Linked DNA regions of Homo sapiens: region 1 is linked to region 2. A link is a contact called in ENCODE Hi-C or POLR2A ChIA-PET data. All regions are on one chromosome and are shown on one strand. Each heading gives the region's core, a stretch centred on a gene start or an enhancer-like site at or near the end of the contact. The rest is flanking DNA. Distances are from core to core; before and after follow the strand shown.

Region 1 (7,125 bases), core at 2,000-4,499, 150 kb after region 2:
ACTGCCAACCTGGCGAACGCCCTGGGACCACGCATGGCTGGTAAGGAACTCTAGAGGGGATTTTTCATCCTTATTATTATGACCGGCGCCCCTCCATGCTGAGTGATGTGCTGAGACTGTGCACGCCACCCTCTGCCCCCTTCATTTCAAAAATGCAGAACGGAGGCTGCAGGGGGCCACCTGCCCAGTGTGCACAGCTCATGAATGACCGGATGAGGTGACACCACCATCTGTCACCCCAGGGCCAGGCCTCTGTCCTCCCCAGAAACTTGTCCTCGCCCACTCCACCTGCAAGTCCTCTAGGGGCTGAGCACTACACAGGAACACGTGCAGATTCCAGCACCCAGAGGTCCTTCACACCTAGCCACAGGGCCTCTGGCAGCCTCGGCCATCCTCTCTGCGTGCCTGAGGCGGCTGCGCTGAGCAGTGGGGGACCCAGGAAAGGTCACGGCTCCCCCAGCACATCTGACACACCTCCCGCCGGGCCAGCTGCTGGCTTCAGCAAGCAGACGTCCCCTTCCTATGGAAAAGCCCATGAAAGCTGATTTGAAATATCTGAGCAGCTGTTTGAAGGACGTGGATCAGCCCTGTTCAGCGGCCTGAGCGGAGAGCGGGGCCAGAGGTACAAGCCTGGGACGGCCCGCAGGCTCTGGGAGACACAAGTCTTCTCAGACTTAGGCCTCATGGGACCCCAGGGGCCTGGTCAGCTGGGTTCCCCAAGGGCTCACCCACAGAGAGCCTCCGTTCTCAGTGTCGCTGTGGATGACCAACACTAAAACCCCCAAGCCCAGACCGCACCTCGTTCCCGCTCACCTCGGAATCCCTGGAGAAATCAGACATCAGCCCTTTAAAAGTTCCCCAGTGACTTTAACGTGCAACCCAGGTGGGGCGTCACTAGGCCAGGTGTCACCCATGTGTGCCCCCAACTGGAGGCCCTCAGTGGGCTTGTTCGAGGGCCTCCAGGCTGGATGTTCGCCCCAGATGGCCCAGATGGCCTATTTTGTGCATTGTCTGGCTGTGTGGAAACAGAACAGCACCATAGTGACATCTAGCCCGGATGTGGGCATGGCCCACCGACCACTGACCGCCTACGTCGTTCTTCCACCCCGAGCGCCCGCATATCCCGTTCCGTTCACCTCCCACTGGGGTCAACACTCCCTTCACAGCCTCCATCTTCCCCGGGGCAGTCCCATTGCTTTGGAGACTTCAAAAAATTGTACTCACAAAAGGGGTCGACATGTTCTATCTTCTCCTGGAAGCGGGGTGTGTCCTTGTTCCCAGTGACATTCAGCGTGTGCAGGGCCCGTACGCATGCACTCTGGCCTCCAAAGCACCTGTCGTTGTGGAGATTCCACAGCAGGCAGGGTGGAGATGGTGAGCCGCAGACATCACACCTGCCCCAGGTCAGGCCGAGGCTGCTCATCAGGAGCCCCGAGACCTCGAATGCAACGTCTTCAGATCCCAATTCCCTCCCTGCATGGAGCAGAACAGTGTCTCTCAAAAACTCACGCCCACGAGAAGTCTCAGAATGTGGCTTTTAGTAGAAATAGGGTCTCTGCAGATGTCTTTCATTAAGCTGAGGCCATATTGAGTGAGGGTGGATCCCAATCCAGTAACTGGGGTCTGTATAAGGAGAGAGAACAGAGGCACATGAACGGAAGGTCAAGCGACAACGGGTGCAGGGATGGCAGCCAGGCAGCCACAAGCCAAAGGACGCCCAGGATGGCCAGCAGCCCTGGAAGCCGGGAAAGACAAGGGAGGCTCTTCCCCTACAGCCTGCAGAGGGAGCAGGTCATTATCTGTTAATATCTTGATGTTGCAGTTTGGCCTCCAGAACTGTGAGAAATGTGATGTTGTTTGATGCCACCCAGTTTGTGTTCCTCTATTACAGCAGCCCCGGAGACTAGTAAGTGGGTCCCTGGCAGAGGAAGGGGACAGAGCGTCGAATTCTCCTCCCCGCAGGGAGCCACCTGGGCTCCGAGAAACCCTTGCACCGGCCAGAGGCCATGACACTAATGCTGGAATGTTCTCTGTGAGCGATGAAGCTTTCAACCAGACTCCGCTAGAGAAAAATACCCGACAGAACTGTTTACCCGATTAAATGAAATTAAATTCAGTTTTCTTGTTGCCAAGCAGAAATGAGGCCCTGTCATAGGAATGTCTGAGCAGTTATAAAAATAGGAGTTCATGTTTGCACATAGCTGGTTGAAAACAGAAAATTCACACCTGCTCTAAGAGATAAACAATGCACAGCTGAGCGTTGAACTCACACAAACGAGCCACCATGCACTGCAGAACAGAAACAGAAGAAGACTTAAGAAAAAAGCCAAGATAAATGATCACAGCCAGGCACGGTGGCTCATGCCTGTAATCCCAGCACTTTGGGAGGTTGAAGCAGGCAGATCATTTGAGGTCAGGAGTTCAAGACCAGCCTGACCAACATGGTGAAATCCCATCTCTACAAACAAACAAAGAAACAAACAAAGAAACAAACAAAAAATTAGCTGGGTGTGGTGGCAGGTGCCTGTAATCTCAGCTACTCAGGAGGCTGAGGCAGGAGAATCACTTGAACCTGGGAGGCAGAGGTTGCAGTGAGTGGAGATCACACCACTGGACTCCAGCCTGGGTGACAGAGTGAGACTCCATCTCAAAAAAAAAAAAAAAAAAGATCCTTCCTCCCCAATTCCAACACCCCCCAGGAAAACTCAGTCTACAATTGAATATAAAGCAAAGAACTGGCTGTTTGAAAAGTTCATCAAAACGTGCAAATGTCTGGCAAGATAAATAAAGAAAAACCACAAACATAAACCACGCCAGCCTGGGCAAAAGAGTGAGAAGAGAAGAGGGGAGAAGAGGGGAGAAGAGGGGAGGGGAGAAGAGGAGAGAAGAGGGGAGGGGAGGGGAGAAGAGGAGAGAAGAGGGGAGGGGAGGGGAGAAGAGGGGAAGGGAGAAGAGAGGGGAGGGGAGGGGAGAACGGGAGGGGAGGGGAGGGGAGAAGAGGGGAGAAGAGGGGAGGGGAGGAAAGAAAGAGAGAGAAAAGGAGTGAGGGAGGGAGGGAAGGAAGGAAGGAAACCAAAGGCCAGAGGAGAGCCTGGAGGGGGTCCTGCTCACAGCCTCAGAAGGGATCAACCCTGCAGACACCTGGATATCAGACTTTGGCCTCCAGAACTGTAAGATGGTACCTTTCTGTTGTTAAAGCCAGGGGTCCTCAACCCCTGGGGCCACAGACAGTGCCCTGTCTGGGCCACACAACAGGAAGTGAGCAAACGAAGCTTCATCTGTATTTGCAGCCACTCCTCATCACTCATGTTACCGCAGAACTCCGCCTCCTGTCAGATCAGTGGTGGCATTTGATTCTCAGAGGAGCACGAACGGTATTGTAAACTGCGCATGCGAGGGATCTAGGTTGTGGGCTTTTTTTTTTTTTTTTTTTTTTTTTTTTTGAGACACAGTCTCGCTCTGTCGCCCAGGCTGGAGTGCAGTGGCGCAATCTCGGCTCACTGCAAGCCCCGCCTCCCGGGTTCACGCCATTCTCCTGCCTCAGCCTCCTGAGTAGCTGGGACTACAGGTGCCCACCACCATGCCTGGCTAATTTTTTTGTATTTTTAGTAGAGACAGGGTTTCACCGTGTTAGCCAGGATGGTCTCGATCTCCTGACCTCGTGATCTGCCCTCCTGGGCCTCCGAAAGTGCTGGGATTACAGGCGTGAGCCTCCGAGCCCAGCCCCTGAGCCACCGCGCCCAGCGGTTGTGGACTTCTTATGAGAATCTAATGCCTGATGACCTGTCACCATCTCCATCACCCCCAGATGGGTCTGTCTAGTTGCAGGAAAACAAGCTCAGGGCTCCCACTGATTCTTCATGATAGCGCAGTTGTATAAGGATTTCATTATATATTACAATGTAATGATAATAAAGTACACAATCAATGTAATGTGCTTGAATCATCCTGAAACCATCCCCCACCCCTGCCCCCATCCATGGAAAAAATTTTCTTCCACAAAACTCATCCCTGGTGCCAAAAAGGTTGGGGACTGCTGGTTTGAGCCAAAAACAAAAATCAAAAAAACAAAAACAGGCTGGGCACGGTGGGCGGCTCACACCTGTAATGCCAGCACTTGGGGAGGCCAAGGCGGGCAGGTCACTTGAGCCCAGGAGTTTGAGACCACCCTGGGCAACATGGCAAAGCCCCGTCTCTACTAAAAATACAAAAATTAGCAGGGCGTGGTGGCAGGCACCTGTAATCTCAGCTACTTGGGAGGCTGAGGCACGAGAATCACTTGAACCCAGGAAACGGAGGTTGCAGTGAGCTGAGATCACGCCACTGCACTCCAGCCTGAGCGACAGAGAGAGACTGTCTCAAAAACAAAAACAAACTTCTCCCCCTCTCCCTTCCCCCCAGAGGTCGCCAGGCCAACACCATTTTACCGATTCTGACAAACCTTCCATGAATATATAATTTCCATGTTATTTAAATTACTACAGAACCCCTGAAGAGATTATTTTATCTTTTTTTTTATAGAGATGGGGTCTCACTATATTGCCCAGGCCAGTCTCAAACTCCTGGCCTCTGGCAATTCTCCCGCCTCGGCCTCCCAAAGTGCTGGGATTACAGGCAAGAGGTTATTTTTATAAAGTGAAGGTTTTCCTAGGTTATTTTATAAAAGTGAAGGCTTTGCTAGCAAAGACTGACCAAAGTAGTCAAGGAAAATGAGAGATCAATGTCTCACGGGAAATGAGAGATTCAAGAACCCAAATCAACCATCAGCAAGTGGGCAGTAACTGTCCCTATTAAAAATGATCCTTAGGAGGCTGGGTGCGGTGGCTCACACCTGTAATCCCAGCATTTTGGGAGGCCAAGGTGGGAAGATTGCTTGAGCCCAGGAATTTGAGACCAGCCTGGGCAACATGGTGAAACCCTCTCTCTAAAAAAATAAAAGTGATCCCGGCCAGGTATGGTGGCTCACACCTGTAATCCCAGCACTTTGGGAGGCTGAGGCAGGTGGATCATGAGGTCAGGAGATCGAGACCATCCTGGCTAACACAGTGAAACCCCATCTCTACTAAAAATACAAAAAAATTAGCTGGGCATGGTGGCGGTGCCTGTAATCCCAGCTACTTGGGAGGCTGAGGCAGGAGAATGGTGTGAACCCAGGAGGCAGAGCTTGCAGTGAGCCAAGATCACGCCACTGCACTCCAGCCTGGGCAACAGAGTGAGACTCCATCTCAAAAAAAAAAAAAAAATCCCATGACTCAGTAGGCTTGATTCCAGAACATAAGTTTGGTTCAAATTAAGATATTTACCCACATAAATTGTTATATGAATAAACTAAAAGTGAGAGACCATTTGAACATTTCAGTAACATTTCAATAGCTACTGAAAGGCACTTGATAACATTTAGAAAATGTTCTCACTAAAAAAAGAAATCCTTAGCAAACCAGAAAAACAATGAAACCTGCTTAATGTTATAAAATGTATGTACATATTGAAACCAAAAGCCAAAGGCACTATCATCTTGAGGGATGAAATTCCAGAGGCCTTCCTGGAAGAGGCACTGCCGTCTTGAAGTCCTGTATCCTATGCCCAAGGCCAGGGCCAGAGGGTGTAAATGCTGAAGAAGAAGGGATAAACATGTTCCTGTTGGCCAATGACATGATTAACGAGGAAATCTAGCCTACGTAACTAAAAAATTACCAAACGGATGAGTATTTACACATATGTATCAGTAGTAACCATTTAGAAAACACAAACTTTTAAACTTTCCATTTCAAATAGCTACTAAAAGTAAAAAGAATTTTCAAATAAACTCAACAAATAACAATGCTTGGAGTAGAAAACTGCAGTAATTCCCTGGAGGACAAGGTACCTGAACAAAAGGAGAGATATTTTGTGTTCCTGGGTAGGAAAAATGTAATCATACAAAACATGCCAATTCTTCCATATACAATACAGACCCAATCAGAATTACGTTGCGTTGTTTTCTGTTTATTTGTTTTAACTTAAGTTGAATTTCAAAGTACACTTGGAAGAATGCTTGAAAGAAAATTAGCCAAACATTTTTAAAAAGAAGAATGTTCAGGAAACCTTTCTCTATCAGATATAAAAACAGGCCGGGCACAGTAGCTCATGCCTATAGTCCCAGCTACTTGGGAGGCTGAGGTAGAAGCATTGCATGAACTCAAGAGTTCAAGGTTGCAATGAGCTATGATTGTGCCGCTGCACTCCAGCCTGGGAGACAGAACAAGACGCTGCCTCAAAGAAGAAAATGTACAGTAAGCTCTTGTTATTAAAACTATATGGCAGTGACCAAAGCATAGACAAATGATCAGTGGAAGAAAACTGAAGTTCAGAAAAAGACCCAGGTAGGCTGGGCGTGGTGGCGGGCACCTGTAATCCCAGCTCTTTGGGAGGCCGAGGTGGGCACATCACGAGGTCAGGAGGTCGAGACCATCCTGGCTAACATAGTGAAACCCCGTCTCCACTAAAAATACAAAAAATTAGCCGGGCGTGGTGGCGGGCGCCTGTAGTCCCAGCTACTCAGGAGGCTGAGGCAGGAGAATGGCGTGAACCCAGGAGATGGAGCTTGCAGTGAGCCGAGATCGTGCCACTGCACTCCAGCCTGGGCGACGGAGTGAGACTCTGTCTCAAAAAAAAAAAAAAAAAAAGGATCCAGGTATGTCTGAGAATTTAGCACATGACAAATATAATATTGGAAAGCATGGGGGGATTTACACAATACACAGTGTTGAAATGATTCGGAAAAAATAAAACTAAATAGCTATCTTACTTGATACAAAAAGTTAGAAATAGAATGTCTATATTACTTCCTTTGAGATGGAGTCTTGCTCTGTCACCTAGGCTGGGGTGCAGTGGCACAACCTCAGCCCACTGCAGCCTCCACCTCCCGGGTTCAAGGGATTCTCCTGCCTCAGCCTCCCGAGTAGTTGGGATTACAGTTATAGCCACCATGCCCGGATAATTTTTGTGTTTTTAGTAGAGACACGGTTTCACCACATTGGCCAGGCTGGTCTCGAATTCCTGACCTCAAGCGATCCACCCGCCTCAGCCTCCCAAAGTGCTGGGATTACAGGCGTGAGCCACCGCACCTGGCCCACAACCAAAAAC
Region 2 (7,202 bases), core at 4,034-6,533:
ATGGCGCTACCCCAAAACAACCAAACACTCCAGTCAGCCAGCTCTTGGGGACCTGCCTGGGGCCAGGGCCACCTTCGCGGGAGAGTGGCCCCTGTCCTCATGTTCTAAGGTCTTTTGGGCATTGTCAGAATGGGCAGTTACCCTCCTTGTGCCTTGCATGTGGTAAAACTGCATTAAGTATCATTACACATGAAACAGACAAATTTACTTCATGCTCTCAAGAAGAATTTTGGCAAAGGCAAGAGATGGGCTCAGAGTACAGGCCTGGGTTTAAATCCAGATCTCTGTGTGTTTAGATAACTTAGAGGCAAAGTCTGTCTGGGTAAGGGCTACAGATAAAATACAGGATGCCCTGCTAAATCTGAATTTCAGATAAACAACAAGTACTTTTTTTTTTTTTTTTTTTTTTTTTTTTTTTTTTTTAAAAAAAGTATGTCCCAGGCCGGGCACGGTGACTCCCACCTGTAATCCCAGCACTTTGGGAGGCCGAGGAGGGCAGATCACTTGAGGTCAGAAGTTCGAGACCAGCCTGGCCAATATGGTGAAACCCCGTCCCTACTAAAAATACAAAAATTAGCCAGGTGTGGTGGCGCACACCTGTAGCCTCAGCTGCTTGGGAGGCTGAGGCAGGAGAATTGCTTAAACCCGGGAAGCGGAGGTTGCAGTGAGCTCAGATCACACCATTGCACTCCAGCCTGGGTGACAGAGTGAGACTCAGCCTCAAAACAAAAACAAAACAACAAAAAAAGAACGGTATGTCCCAAATATTGTATGTAACATACTTAGACTAAAAACATATTTATTTATCTGGAGTTTGGATTTAACTGCAATTTTATTTGCTAACTCTGCCAGTTGACCGGGTCACAGGGAAGGCTGGCTAGCTGCTCATCCTCTCCATGCCCTGGAATTTTCTGACACATTCTGCAAAGTTAAGGAGTTCTCCAGAAAATGTCGGCCTGCAGCCCTAACACCCTAAACCAAAGCTTTTCCTCTCATTTGCCAGAAGCAAGCCTCAGACTCATGGCAGGTGACGGGGATGAGTATGGTTTCTGCTTACCTGAAGCCTGGAGTCGATGGTGAAGGATCCGGAAGTGGGGTTCATGCAGGCCACGTACTGACAATTATGGATATCTTTTAACGTCAGCTTATGTCTGTCATACCTGAGGGGGGAAACCAGCATTCATGTTGTGCCCCTGGCCTGGAGGAACCATCCCCTGCCCCCACTGTGCTCCCAAGAATGCCCTCCTTATTATTATTTTTTTGAGACAGAGTCTCGCTCTGTTGCCCAGGCTGGAGTGCAGTGGCACAATCTCGGCTCACTGCAAGCTTTGCCTAATTTTTTGCATTTTTAGTTGAGACGGGGTTTCGCCGTGTTAGCCAGGATGGTCTCGATCTCCTAACCTCGTGATGCGCCCGCCTCAGCCTCCCAAAGTGCTGAGATTACAAGTGTGAGCCACCACGCCCGCCCCCCATCCCCCGGCTTTTTTTTTTTTTGAGATGGAGTCTCACTCAGTCACTCAGGCCGGAGTGCAGTGGCATGATCTTGGCTCACTGCAACCTCCGCCTCCTGGGTTCGCCCCATTCTCCTGCCTCAGCCTCCCGAGTAGCTGAGACTACAGGTGCCCGCCACCATGCCTGGCTAATTTTTTTGTACTTTTAGTAGAGACTGGGTTTCACCGTGTTAGCCAGGATGGTCTTGATCTCCTGACCTTGTGATCCGCCCGCCTCAGCCTCCCAAATGCTGGGATTACTCCATGTGGTCTTAAAAACCCTCCACAGATACTGATAATATGTGAAGCAGCTGCTGTGACTTCATGCTCTCCAGAGAAATTTTGAAACAAGAGGCAAAAGAGTGGCTCAGAGAGCAGGCTGGGGTTTATGTTCCAGCTCTTCCCCTAAGCAGTGCTGGGGCTCTGGGAAGTTGGTTAACATCTCTGTGCCTTAATATTCTCACCTGTGCAATGGGTCATGAGGAGGATAAAATGAGCTAACATATGAAAAAACACTGGGAAGAGTACCTGACATACAGTAAGTATGCAATAAATATTCACCATCCCTGTTATCAGGATAATTATTAATGGCTGCTATTATTAAATAAGCTGAATAGGCCAGGCACAGTGGCTCATGCCTGTAATCCTAGCACTTTGGGAGGCTGAGATGGGCAGATCACTTGAGGTCAGGAGATCAAGATCAGCCTGGCTAGCATAGTGAAACCCCATCTCTACTAAAAATACAAAAATTAGCCAGGCATGGTGGCAGGCACCTGTAATCCCAGCTACTTGGGAGGCTGAGGCAGGAGAATTGCTTGAACCTGGGAGGTGGAGGCTGCAGTGAGCCAAGATCATGCTATTGCACTCCAGCCTGGGCAACAGAGCAAGATTTCATTTCAAAAATAAAATAAAATAAGCTGAATAATTTCCTTGATGTCACACTACACTAGTTACTTTTTTTTTTTTTTTTTTTTCCCCCGAGACAGGGTCTTGCTCTCTCACCCCGGCTGGAGTGCAGTGGTGAACACAGCTCACGGCAGCCTCTATCTCCTGGGCTCAAGCTGTCCTCCCAACCTCAGCCTCACACTACCATGCCCGGCTAAGTTTTTGTAGAGACAGGGTCTCACTATATGACCTGGGTTCAAGTGATCCTCCTGCCTCCACCTCCTAAAGTGTTGAGATTACAGGCCTGAGCCACTGCGCCCAGCACTTTTGTTTTTTTCCCCCATTATGCACTTTGTGTGTTGGAAGTTGACGTCTGTTAGTTTCTAGTAATTCCTTGTATATTTCAGATATTAATCCACTGTCAATTTTATACATTGCAAATGTTTTCTTCCATTCTTTTATTTCTCCATTATATATGTCCATGGTGTCTCTCACTGAGCAAAATTCCTTAACTTTCATTTAAATCACAGCCATCAATTTTTTGCCCTTCTGTGTGTGCCTCTGAAACTTTTGCCTGCGCAGTCCTCTCCTGTGCACACTTCTCAGGTCACAGATGTTGTCCCTGTTTGCTTCTGCCCACCTCACAGCTCACCCTTTCCCTGCGGGCCCATCCTTCCCACGGGCCCCACCCTTGTCTGCCTTTTTCTTCCACAGGTGAGCATTTTCCTGACACATCCACTAAACAGTCCATCCTTCCCTGTTGTCGTGGGGCCATGTTAATCTGATATTCTAGAAGGATCTTTTGAAAACTCAAATCTCACTCTGCCACCCCTCCTGAAGATCCTTCAGGGTAAACTCCAGGGCAGATGTGGACCTAGGGCTGAAGCTTAAGAATGTGGAGGCTCCTCCTTGAGGAAAAGAAAGCAAAAATCTTAAACAAATTTTACAAGGGCACATGACCGTGTGCAACCCTTGGAAGGGGCCTCGCGAGTTGCAGGGAAACCGAGGCTGAGCCGCCACAGCCCTCACAGTAGACCTGCCTGCAGAGAGGAACGGGTGGGCTCTCATGCATGCACCTGTCCTCCTCTCCTGTCTGGGTACCCTCAAATCTCCCACCCCACACCACGTTAGGTTCTCCTCAAATGATGTCAAACTCTCTCCAGGCTCCCTCCTCAGAGTGGCAGCTTTGTCACCTCCCCCAGGGAGCCACCTCTGATGCCTCCGTCCCCACATCACAGCCTGCAGCCCAGAGTAGGCTTCCTATAGTCGTGAGCTCTGGGAGTGTCGTTTAGTGAGGAAAAGGCAAGTGATGGAGTCAGACATATCTGAACTCAAAATCCAGTTCTGGCTGAGCGTGGTGGCTCACGCCTGTAGTCCCAGCACTTTGGGAGCCCGAGGCGGGCAGATCACCTGAGGTCAGGAGTTAGAGACCTGCCTGGCCAATATAGTTAAGCCCCGTTTCTACTAAAAATACAAAAATTAGGTGGGCATGGTGGCAGGCACCTATAATTTCAGCTACTTGGGAGACTGAGGCAGGAGAATCGCTGGAACCCAGGAGGCAGAGGTTGCAGTGAGCCAAGATCACGCCATTGGACTCCAGCCTGGGCAGCAAGAGCGAAACTCTGTCTTGGAAATAATAATAATAATAATAATAATAACCCAGCTCCGCCACTCATTAGGACCATGACCTCAAGTAGACTACCTAACCCCCCATGCCTGCCTTTCTCGGCATGAGGCCAGGCTTCATGAACGAGCAGACTAGTTTCTAGGCTCTTTTGGCCTGAGCTACTTGCTTATTTTAAGAGACAACTATGGCTGGGCACGGTGGCTCACACCTCTAATCCCAGCACTTTGTGAGGCCAAGGCGGGCGGATCACCTGAGGTCAGGAGTTCGAGAACAGCCTGGCCAACATGGCGAAACCCCTTCTCTACTAAAAGTACAAAAATTAGCCGGCGTGGTGGTGGGCACCTGTATTACCAGCTACTCAGGAGGCTGAGGAAGGAGAATTCCTTGAACCCAGGAGGCGGAGGTTGCAGTAAGCCAAGATCGAGCCATTGCACTCCAGCCTGAGAGACAGAGCGAGATTTCTCCTCAAAAAAAAAAAAAAAAAAAAAAAAAAAAAAGACAACTGAACTGAATGTTCTCATCTTTCCAAACTGCAAACCTAAACGTGCCACCTTTGGTTTCTCGGTGCCGTTAGGAGAAAATCTGCACTCTGTCCCGAGGCCCTGGGATTCTGGCTGCAGCTGCCCTGGGCACCCTCTGCCTCTGGCTCTCACATCCTTGCCACACCGGCCTTCCTGGGCTTCTTCACGTGTGGCAGGGCATTTACACGTGGCAATCTCTCCACCCAGAATGCTCTCCCTCTAAGGTCCCACAGCCAGCAGGACACTGCTGCCAGCTTCCAGCTGTGCACCATCTCCCCAGGGGCATCTCTCTGCTGGGGCTCCCAGCTGGGAGGCTCCTCTGTGACTGCACTGGGGGTTTTCCTCAGGGCTCTTCCTTTACCGGGTAATGTGCTTCTTCCTCTCCCGGCGGGACAGACACCTCGGTGGAAGGGGGGAAGGAGGATCCCCCCCTCCGCGGGGGCTCTAGGCCACTGCTGCATGTTTGTGAAATGGGTGATGGACGAAACTGATAGAACCTCTCCCCTACCCTGGCCCTACCTCAATGCCTTGTGGCCCCACAAACTTGGGGGCCCAGCTACGACCCGTGTCTCCCTACCCACGTTGCAGCACCCCCCCCACCGCCCCACACCAGTCCTGCCCTACTGCCCTGGGGCTCCGCCTCTTCCTGCGCCCCGCCCTGGCCCCGCCCTCACCGCCCCGGGGCCACGCCTTCCCCTCCGGCCCCGCCCCGTCTAACCAGTGCCGGTGGTCCATGTGCTGCCGGATGAGGGTGTGCGGGGCCACCGTCCCATACTTGTCCACCTCGGGCATGTTCATGTCGTCGATGAAGTAGACGAGCTTCTTAGTGCCTGGCGGCCCGTAGTTCCTCCCCGATTTCTTCTCCAGCGGCTTCTCCAGCACCCCTAGAGAGGGCAGAGGGTCAGCTGCCCGCCTGCGCCTCCTGAGCCAGAGCCTGTTAGGTAGGGAGGGGCGCTACCTGCTTCCCCGGAGGACAGAAGGTGGGACCTGGCTGGGATCCAAGTTTACCAAAGGTACCTGCCCTGGGAGTGGCCCTTGAGGGGGCACCGGGTACAGCCCCAGGAATAAACAGAGCGATCAGAGGCGAGGGTGGCAGGAACCTTGCTCTCCGTCACCTTTGGGTCGCCTTAGATTGGCTGAGACACTCCCGGGGGACCTGCTGCCTCGACTGGCCATCAAAACCCCATCACCATGCCCACAAGGGAGCACCAGAAAGAGGGGTCCCGGCTGCTCCTCCTCTGTCTCCGACTCAGGAAGGAAAGGCCAGCGGGTGGGGCATGGGAAGTGAGGAGGTGCAAAGTGGCTAGTGAGTGCCTGGGCCTGCAGTGAGAGGGGACAGGAGGGAACGGGGACTGGCGGGGGGCAGCCGGGTAGGCAGGGCGTGGCCGGACCAGCCTCACCCTGCAGCATGGCTGAGGTCGTGTAGAAGTTGAAGGGCACAGCCTGCACCAGGTAGTTGTCCGTGTTCAGGCTTTCCAGCTTGTCCCCCATCAGCACCGACTTGCCCGTCCCCGCGTTCCCCACCAGCATCACCGGCCAGGACTTCTCCATGAGCAGGTCCATGAAGTAGCGGATGCGGATGGTTTCCGTGGTGTGGACCAAAGAGGCCTGGGGCAGGGGAGGGAAGGGGAGGGAGCTGTGATTCTCAGACACTTCTGCCTCTCGTGGGTGTGCAGGCCATGTTCTACCGAACAGGTCCTAATGTTGAAAATCGGTTGTGTTTGGACATTCCGTGCAGGCGTGTGGAGGGTACTGCACCGATTCCTGCCTCTAAATCACCAGTCGGTGGCCCTGCTTTGGGGACAGTTACCTGCAGTGGGACATCGGGATCCAGCTCAAAGGAGGGCACTTTATCTGTCCAGGGCAGGAACTTTTTTGTGTCAGGATCAATGTAGTAGTCAAAAATCGTTCCCTGCGAGGGGAACTTGATAGTCTTGAATTCGTTGATCCACCATTTACTGAACTCCACTCGATAATCCACAAGCTGTTGAGACACAGAAGTAAAAATCAGGGCCCAGCTAAGCAGGATGCTGAGAGACCCTGTGTGGGTGGCCGGGCCCCCCAGGTGCATCACCTGGTCCTGGAACATGGCGCCACCGAAGGCCCAGAAGCAGGTGAACACGAAGTACAGCTCGTACAGCTCCCTGGGGGAGTCGGGGGGCACGGTCTTCTCCGTGAGCAGGCACTCCAGCAGGTACAGAATCGTTTGGATCACCGTGATCTCCGGCACTGGCGTGATCTTCTTGAACCCAAAGCGCAACTTGTCCAGGCACGTGGGCAGGTACTTGTCAAAGAGGATCATCAGGTTGGCCTTCTCCGACTGCACCTTGCGCCTCTCGATCCAGCTGCTCACCACCCTGGGGGTGACAGGAGGCGCCGATGACACAGCCGCTGCTCTGGGTCTGCCAGTGTCCCTGCCTTGGTAAACGCCCCTCCCTACCTCCACCCAATTCTGCTGGGGCTGCCCTCAGGGTCACCATGCCTGCATGGCAATGGGTCCAAACGAGGGTGCCAGAGGGGCCAGTTGCAGGCCCTGAAAGGGTCGGAGGAGGATGCCAGGGTCGTGGGGGCTGTGCCCTCTCTGGGGTTGCTAGCTATGGGGGTGCTGTAGGTCTAGAACAGTTGGAAGCCATTCTTGCTACCACACGGGAAGCACATACCAAGGGCTGGTGGATGGGG

Evidence for each region. Hi-C counts contacts between places; a loop is a spot of excess contacts on that map. ChIA-PET counts read pairs that join two places held with the same protein, here RNA polymerase II (POLR2A). Pooled maps may share reads with other maps.
Region 1: a pooled map shows a loop between it and region 2 (2.2-fold over the local background). The contact joins the promoter of SCAT1 here to the promoter of DNAH17-AS1 in region 2. A Hi-C loop is called at or near these places in 2 of 50 pooled maps. POLR2A ChIA-PET finds 5 or more read pairs at or near these places in 2 of 52 experiments (HCT116 and HepG2).

The regions. Positions count from the first base shown.
Region 1 is chr17:78,628,808-78,635,932 of GRCh38, forward strand. SCAT1 (S-phase cancer associated transcript 1) reads right to left here and starts at 3,250. Exons shown (of 5, transcript NR_110849.1): 1 at 3,183-3,250; 2 at 1,225-1,623. RefSeq lists an enhancer at 3,084-3,585.
Region 2 is chr17:78,479,627-78,486,828 of GRCh38, forward strand. It overlaps DNAH17-AS1 (DNAH17 antisense RNA 1), which reads left to right and starts at 5,284. Exons shown (of 6, transcript NR_102401.1): 1 at 5,284-5,536. It overlaps DNAH17 (dynein axonemal heavy chain 17), which reads right to left. Exons shown (of 81, transcript NM_173628.4): 45 at 6,598-6,880; 46 at 6,334-6,507; 47 at 5,924-6,131; 48 at 5,242-5,407; 49 at 1,058-1,160; 50 at 1-6. RefSeq lists enhancers at 4,797-4,936, 4,967-5,016 and a silencer at 5,087-5,316.